Linked DNA regions of Homo sapiens: region 1 is linked to region 2. A link is an interaction called in ENCODE POLR2A ChIA-PET data of the cell type or tissue named here. Cell type or tissue: CD4-positive, alpha-beta T cell. All regions are shown on one strand. Region 1 overlaps ANKRD11 (ankyrin repeat domain containing 11). Region 2 overlaps ANKRD11 (ankyrin repeat domain containing 11).

Region 1 (4,000 bases), 200 kb before region 2:
TGGAGGAGGCAGAGAGGGAGCTGAACAGGGAGGGGTCCTTCAGCACCAGCGGGGACCCCTTGAGGCAGCCAGAGCTCCCCAGAGAGTCCCTGTCATCCTCCCCACTCTCTGAGGACTCGCTCTCCGACTCCGAGGAGCAGAACTTGTCGCTCCGCTTTCCGAAGCGAACCTCTCTGCCTTTTGTTTCTTTCTTTCGCTTCTTTTTCACTTTATTTTTTTCCTTCTGCTGCTTGGCATTAGAAGGCTCTCGTGTCTTACTACCAGGCAATATCGTATGTGCCGAGAGTCTCAGCTTCTCTCCTGTCCCCACGGTGACACTCGCGTCCTCCTCGTCCGACGTGTCTGACAGGATACGATGGGACGCTTTCTTTGGTGCAATCGTGTTATTTTTAGTGTAACTTTTAACCTCCATTTTGGGTATAGAGATAAAACTATTGGATTTCGTTTCTTTTCTGTAGTCCTTTTTCAATAGGTGCTTGTCGTCCACCGGAGGAACCCTGTCCTGCTCGTCGTCCTCATCAAACTCATACTCGTCCTTGACGGGGGCCGTGGCCTTCTGTGGCTCTGGGTTCTTGGCCTTGTGCTTGAGGCCTTTTTCGAACTCGGAGTCCGTGTTGTTGCCGTCGACTGAACTGGAAGGTGCGAAGGATGGTGCGTCTTCCTCTTCTGAGCTCTCTGTTGGAGGTAGGAAGCGAGAGGTCACAGGCAGGCTCAAAACAGCTCTCCCCAGAATGGCAGAGGAGGGAGGCTCTGCAGATGTGTCTGCGGGAAGGTTCCCACCCTGCCTCTGCAGAGACACTTTGCTCGACTCATGGAAACCAGCCACAGGCAGGAGGAAACCAGACAGAGCTCAGCTGACAGACAGGGCTGGCATCTTAGAATGAAGACTGCAGGCTTCTCGGCAGTGACACACCTGGGCGGGGTCTCCCGCAGTCCAGAAGCTCCTGTAAGCCCCCAGCATCCGAGGAGGAGCTGATCAGAGGGGCAACACTGTGCAAACACCACAGGGCAGCTCCTACCATCCCTGCATAAAAGAACAGGCAGCTCAGGTGGCCGTGACTTACCCGTCGAGCTCTCCTCGCTGGAAGTGTAAGTGCCTTTGCCTAACAGGAGGTTCACCATCGTGGGGGAGTTGGCCACTTTCAGCGGCGTCTCGCCTTTCCTGTTGCTCTGCTGCGGGTTCCCTCCGTACCGCAGCAGCAGCTTCACCACCTACAAGACAGTAACACCCGCGTCAGGGACTGCTGGAGAAGCACAACTCCTCTACCGTTCCGCATAACACGGCAGCCCCTTCCGAGAACCCTGGGGTTCGACCCGAGAGCAGCCCCTCACGGTCTGAGGGTGTGGGAGCCGAGCGCCCAGGGACTGCCTGGCGAGGCTCTGGGTGTGGTGGGCGAGGCTGTGGCTCCTCTGTGGGAAGGGCTGCAGCCGCGGGGGCTCCCGCACCCCTCCTGTGCTCTCCTTCAGAAGGGCTCTGCCTCCTTTGGATTTTTTTCCACCATTTCTCCGTTGCCGCAAGTAGACGACTTCCCAGGAATCTTCTCACGAAGGCTCTCCCCTCCCGCCAACAGTGAGCTCCTCAGCAGAGTGGTGCCGGAGTGGTCGTGGAGGGCTCAGGCAAGAGGTTAGGGAGAAGAGTGTTATGGAAAGGGTTGGGGGGACAGAATAGAGGAAACAAAGACCAAGTTTCTGCAAGCTGCTTTATTTTTTATTTTCATTTACATTAGAAAATAATCTCTCCCTTGCTTGATTTTACAAGGGTAAGGGTGGTCACATGACTGACAGAGACAACCATGGTGACACAGCTCTTTTCAGCTGTTCATCACCAGCAACCTGGATTTCCTATGCCCAGAACAGCAATGCACTGAACTCAAGTACAAATTAAATTTAATCCCAACTTTAGTCCAGTCTGAGATTAGCGCATTCAAAGAATCTGTCATAACGTTTACTATAGACTCTTGTCGCCCACAGAATCAGTTTCCAGTTCGTGTGTGACATGTTCTATTGTTGAATCAGTACAGAGTTCTTATGTGTGTGAGTTTTCTATGGTGACTACACAAAACCTCAGGCTTACAATTGTGGAGGTCAGAGGTCAAGGTGCTGGCAGGGCAGGATCCTTCCTTTCCTCCATCATGGGGGCTGCTGGCAGAATTCAGTTTCTTGCAGGGCTGGGACGGAGGTCCCCAGTCCCAGCTGCTTAGGGGCCACCACACTCCTCGGCCCTCCTCTAAGGCCAGCAGCGCAGGTGCGGCCCTCCTCGGGTTCTAACCTCTCCTGCTTCTGGCATCTCTCAGACTCAGCAGGAAAGGCTCTCAAGCTTTAAGGGCCCATGGGGCTGCCCTGGGCCTGCAAGATGACCTAGGACAATCTCCCCATGTGAGGCACTCACAAGGTCTGGGGGTCACAACACGGGCATCTTGGGGGCCATTATCCTGCCTACCTCACCGTAATTCCAGGGTCCTTGACATTTTTCGTAATAAAAAGTTTAAAAGTGGTAATTACAGAACTATAAAGCTGCATCGGATGCCCCAGCCCCATCACCCTCCAGGGCCATTCCCCTCACACCTGCCCTCCCCTGCAGCACTGAGCGAATCCCAGACACTGCAGAGCCTTTTCCAGTTCACGTCTCTGGAAGAGCCCATAAAACAGAAACAGTATAAACCATAGTGCCATTCATTATCTTACCCAGAAGTTTAACGGTCATATTTTAACATCAAATAGGGACTCAGTGTTCTGAGTTCCCTGCTCGTCTCAGAGTCTTCAATCCACCCCCCACCCCACCGGAACAAGCCGTTTCTCAAGTGAGCTCTTTAAGGCCAAGGCACTGTGGGCTCCAGGACCTCCAGCAATGGCCAGGCTGGGCTTGCTGCAGAGGAGCACGACGGGCACCAGCAGATGTGGCCCCGTGTGACCCCTCAGCCTTGCTGTCCTGCCTGCAACCAGGGGCTCTCCACGGAGCTCTGATGAAGACATCAGTGAGACCCGCCGCATCTCCAGGCAGCACCCCTGCTTTCCGGCAGGACGGGGCTGTCAGGCACACCACGACCTCTCTCGACCCCCACAGAGGCTGAGACCTCTCAGTGCCCACTGCTCCTGGGCCGGCCACAATGGCCACTTTCTAAAGCTTGAGTCTATGGTTCTGTGCACTGGCCACACCTCTTGGTGTTACCTCATTCCAGACGAGGGTGGGTCTGCCTTGCAGGTCTAACAGTCCCACAGTGGTGACGGGGACCGGCAGCAACTCCTGCAGGCCTCCTTCCACTTGGTGTAATCCTTCACCTGCTCAAATCCAACCAGACCTACACGGCTAGCGGATACGAGCCTTTCATAGATGGCACTTGCTGGGAAACCTGTGAGAGGCCGTCCAGGCTGACCCAGAAGGGGAAAGCTGGGGGCAGACAGAGGGCACAGCTCGGCCTTGAGGGTGGGCAAGGCGAAAACTCGCTTTCCTGTGCCCCACATCATGGAACCGGCTAGCTACGGGGAAACAAAGCTACAGAACCACCCAGATGCCAGGACAGGCCGGATGTGTGAAGAACGGGGGGATGCCAACCTTGTAGTGCCCGTTGTTGGCAGCGTCGTGCAAAGGCGTGTCGTCATCTAGGCCCTTGGTGTTCACCTCCGCACCTGCAGCCAGCAGCTGCTTCGCGACGTCGTAGTAGCCCCGGTTACAGGCCTCGTGCAGCGCCGTCCAGCCTGGAAACAGACACTCAGGACGTACGTTATTTAATCCTCAGAACTTCCCTCCTGTCTCTGGAGGCAGCGCCCTGAGGATGTGCTACAGTGCGGGGACAAGCCAGGTGGGGAGCTGCCCTGTAGTGAGGGCTGCAGTTTAGGGAAGCAGGTGCTGGCCCAGAGAACCCCTAAATTCTCTTTACTGTGGCACCTCGTTAGCACGATCCATATCTAGCTTATTAACCCTACGGACTGACAACCTGCAGGGCTAATCTGCGGCAATCACCCTAAAAGGGTAGGAAATCAGTGAACACACAGTGTAGTA
Region 2 (4,000 bases):
AGACATAAAAAAAGATGACTGCCCTCATCAAAACTGCCAAGGTCATGAAAAACAGGGAAACGCTGAGAAATGGTTGCAGACGAGATTAAGGAGACATGACAACTAAATGCAATGTGGGATCCCGGATGGCATCTGAGGACAGCAAGGGAACATTACTGGAAAAACCTCCAGCTTGCTCACCCCTGGAACCTGTGAATGCCTTAGGTTACGTGGAAAAGGGAACTGAGGTTACTAATCAGCAGAGAGGGAGATGACCTCGCAGTGCTCGGGTGGGCCCAATTTGTAACCACAAGGATCCAAAAGTGAAACAAGGGCCAGGCACAGTGGCTCCATGCCTGTAATTCCAGCACTGCTGGGGGGCTGAGGCGGGAGGATTGATTGAGCCCAGGAGGTCGACGCTGCAGTGAGCCTTGATTGTGCCACTGCACTCCAGCCTGGGCAACAGAGCCGAGACTCTCCAAAAAAGCGGGTGGGCAGCAGGAGTCAGAGAGATGCCATGAGGCTGGCTTTGAAGACTGAGGAAAGCACTACAGGCCGAATGCAGGCAGCCTCTGGAACACGGAAAAGACAAGAACACAGATTCTCCCCTGGAGCCTCCAGAAGGAACCAGCCCTACCTACCCAGATTTTAGCCCAGGCAGATCATGTTAGGCTTCTAATCAACAGAACTATAAAACAATAAATCTAAGGTTATGGTGGTTAGTTACAGCAGCGCTGGAAAACCAACACGGGCAGCACTGACACAAGTCCCAGCACTTCTCCAACGCCCAAGAGCTGTTCTCTGTCTCCCTTCCACACCCTCCATTTGCCTTCACTCATCCCCCTGAACCAATATATTTATGGGCTTAGAAGAAAGCTATTAAGGAAAAGGCACAGATTAAGTTCTAAGACAGATTTTCTCCTCAACTCTCTAAAACTTCACCGTACCATTAGCTTCTACTAAATGTCCTTTTTTACAAGAGTCAGTTTCAACATCATCTTCTTTTAAAAGCCAGTCATCTGGTGAGAACCCAAGTTTAGCAGAATCAGATCTAAAGACTTTGCCAAAGAAAAATCAAGCATGAATGTAAATCTCATTGAATATGCTTAACATTTTACCTGAACTGTAAGTGCAAGCGTGCATCACTTTTCTGAGTTTCACACTAAAAGATAAAGGATACAATTCAAAGATACCTCTCGCATGTGTCAGGGGAAAAATGCCTGTGAGAAAATGTTTAGGCCGGGCATGGTGGCTCACGCCTGTAATCCCAGCCCTTTGGGAGGCCAAGGCAGGCAGATCACCTGAGGTCGGGAGTTTGAGACCAGCCTGACCAACACGGAGAAACCCCGTCTCTACGAAAAATACAAAATTAGCCAGGAGTGGTGGCGCGTGCCTGTAATCCCAGCTACTCGGGAAGATGAGGTAGGAGAATCGCCTGAACCCGGGAGGCGGAGGTTGCGGTGAGCCAAGATCATGCCTGGGCAACAAGAGGGAAACTCCATCTCAAAAAAAAAAAAAAAGAAAGAAAATGTTTTGAGTGTTAGCATATTTAATATATTAAGCTCTAAAGAACTTCAAATTTCAGATAGACTATTCTCAAAGTAACAAAAATATCTATGTATGTAATTTAAATAAATTAGGAGCCAAACATACAATTATAGTGAAGAAAAAATCCACAAAGTCTAAAAATTCCTTGAAATCCGAATCAACTGTGGGGCTGTGGAATACTAACACTACAAGCTCTCGAGACGCTCTTCGGCTGCCTGAAAGCTGGATTTCTTCTTTGTCACCATCAGAAAAGGCAAAGGTTATTCAGTGCTCTGCACATCCTTTAATCAGCCAGACATCTTAGTCAAAATCATTTTTAAAAACTTAATCCTTTCAAGAGTGGTGCTCTGGGGTTTTTTTGGTTTTTTACTTTTATTTCCTGTTTTGCAAGATGTAAAACCACATCTAGAAACATGGTGGATACTAACAAAGCTTGATTTCTTAAGAGAAAAATAAGGTCCTTCACTGCGTCTTACCTTCTCTATTTTAGATAAGTTTAAACAGTACAGCCATAATGATTTCAAGTTTACATCATCATCCAGAATTAAACCAAAGTCTTCTTTGATTGTGTCAGATATGAATGCAGCAGTAAGCTAATCCTAACTCTAGTAAAACCTCAGGAACCAAGCAGCCTACGCAATCTTCCCTTTACTTGGAAATACTGCATTCCAAAATTTATTCTAAGCCATTAGCATCCTAAGTCTGAAAAGAGCCATAGGGAGTCGAGGAAGGGCAACTTACTATCAATGCACCAAGAAAAGAGGTTTATTTGCTAATTTTACATAAAAAATAACCTCTGATATCATAAAGTTATTAGGCATTTACAAATAACATTTCAATTTCAGCCATTCTTAAAAGTCACATTTTTTAGAGTTAAGTAATGAAGGGGAAAGTCTTCTGAATTTTACCATGACAAAAGAAATTTTCATATGGTATAAAAATGGTTTGTTGAGAAAAAGCCAACATTTTCAAATAATGAACAGGTACACATTGGTTGCTTTACACGTGGAAAAAAGAGCCCTACAGATTTCCAGGATAATAAATAATTCACTGCACAGATGCGAAGGACAGGCCTGGAAACAGGTCTCACCCTCCACCAGCCACAAGGACGCTGTAACTGAGACAGCAGCACCCTGACAGCTGTCTCAACCTTGACCTCCAAGAGGAAGAGAGAAAGCGGGTGTGGGGAAGCCCAGAAGACTGGATTTTCACTCAACAGGATTCGGTCCTCTAGGCCCCTGAAAAATCTCAGCCATACAGACAGGACGGCTTACTTTTATTTTCACACTGAAAACCCTCTTAACCCTTTATTCACAGAGCCAGCTTTAGCACTGTGGGGTTTCTGGCTAGGCGCGGTAGTTCACACCTGTAATCCCAGCACTTTGGGAGGCCAAGACGGCTGGATCACCTGAGGTCAGGGGTTCCAGACCAGCCTGACCAACATGGGGAAACCCCATCTCTACTTTAAAAAAAAAAAAAAAAAAACACTAACTGGGAGTGGTGGTATGGGCCTGTAGTCCCAGCTACTCGGGAGGCTGAGGCAGAAGAATCACTTGAATCCGGGAGGCAGAGGTTGCTATGACCCAAGATCGTGCCACTGCACTCCAGCCTAGGTGACAGAGACTCTGTCTCAAAACAAAACAAAACTGTGAGGTTTCTTAGAGCTAGAATAGTATCTGAATGTTTTCAACCACAATCAACCAGTTCCCCTCCACCAAATACCCTAGCCCCTTACTGTAAACCCAAAAATCTAAAACAAGTCGCAATCTCCCAAATATACCCACAATTAGTCTTTAAAAAGCAAACTTTTGCCAATTACATAACAGTTTCATTTACAAAGAAACTTTGAAAACCTAAACATACAGAAAAAAATCAATAGGGCACACCTCCATTTCGTTGTCTTTCCCTCCAAAGAGATCATTTTTTCTTCATTAAAATGCTAAAACTTTCATATCACTCCACCTGCTCAGCTACATGTGACCAGAGGGGCCTCCGGACAAACGAGACACTTAATCCTCATAAGCAGCAGCAGCAAACCACACTTAGTCCAGACTGATTTCAACCCATCCTTTACAGTCACTGAGACCTTGATGGAAACGATGAGGAAATCTGAATAAAAACTGCTTCTGGCCCTTCTACTCTGGCCTGAAAACAGCAGTCCTGCTAAAAGTGCTTTCACAGAAAGCACTTTCTTCCCACAAAGACAACTCTCCCTTTATGTTTCTTTATCTCTTGTTCTGCCTTAATTGTGAAAACTGTCTTCCCACCTTTATCTAAGTTATAAAAGCAAACTTGTAATGAAAACAAAAGGGGGCTGAGCACAGTGGCTCATGCCTATAATCCCAACACTTTAGGAGACTGAGGTAAGCCAACCCCAGAAGGCTGAGGCCTACACAACACAGGAAGACCCTGTTTCTACAAAAAGTAAAATAAATTAGCTGGGCACGGCGGCACATGCCTGTGGTCCCAGCTA

The links. Peaks named below come from ENCODE experiments on the same cell type or tissue, not always from the same donor. Only the 100,000 strongest peaks of a DNase experiment are listed, where the experiment ranks them.
Region 1: POLR2A ChIA-PET joins it to region 2 with 6 read pairs; 5 of 35 experiments call an interaction of 5 or more read pairs at or near these places.

Annotation. Positions count from the first base shown.
Region 1 is chr16:89,284,975-89,288,974 of GRCh38, forward strand. It overlaps ANKRD11 (ankyrin repeat domain containing 11), which reads right to left. Exons shown (of 13, transcript NM_013275.6): 7 at 3,554-3,696; 8 at 1,065-1,212; 9 at 1-675. Among named protein-coding and RNA genes, the nearest start is that of ZNF778, 69 kb to the left of the region's middle. In CD4-positive, alpha-beta T cell, no CTCF peak of the experiment used is centred here; no DNase peak of the experiment used is centred here.
Region 2 is chr16:89,482,331-89,486,330 of GRCh38, forward strand. All of the region lies in intron 1 of ANKRD11 (ankyrin repeat domain containing 11), which reads right to left. Among named protein-coding and RNA genes, the nearest start is that of ANKRD11, 6.2 kb to the right of the region's middle. In CD4-positive, alpha-beta T cell, no CTCF peak of the experiment used is centred here; DNase peaks (open chromatin) are centred at 1,861 and 2,761; H3K4me3 peaks cover 2,269 bases; H3K27ac peaks cover 3,206 bases.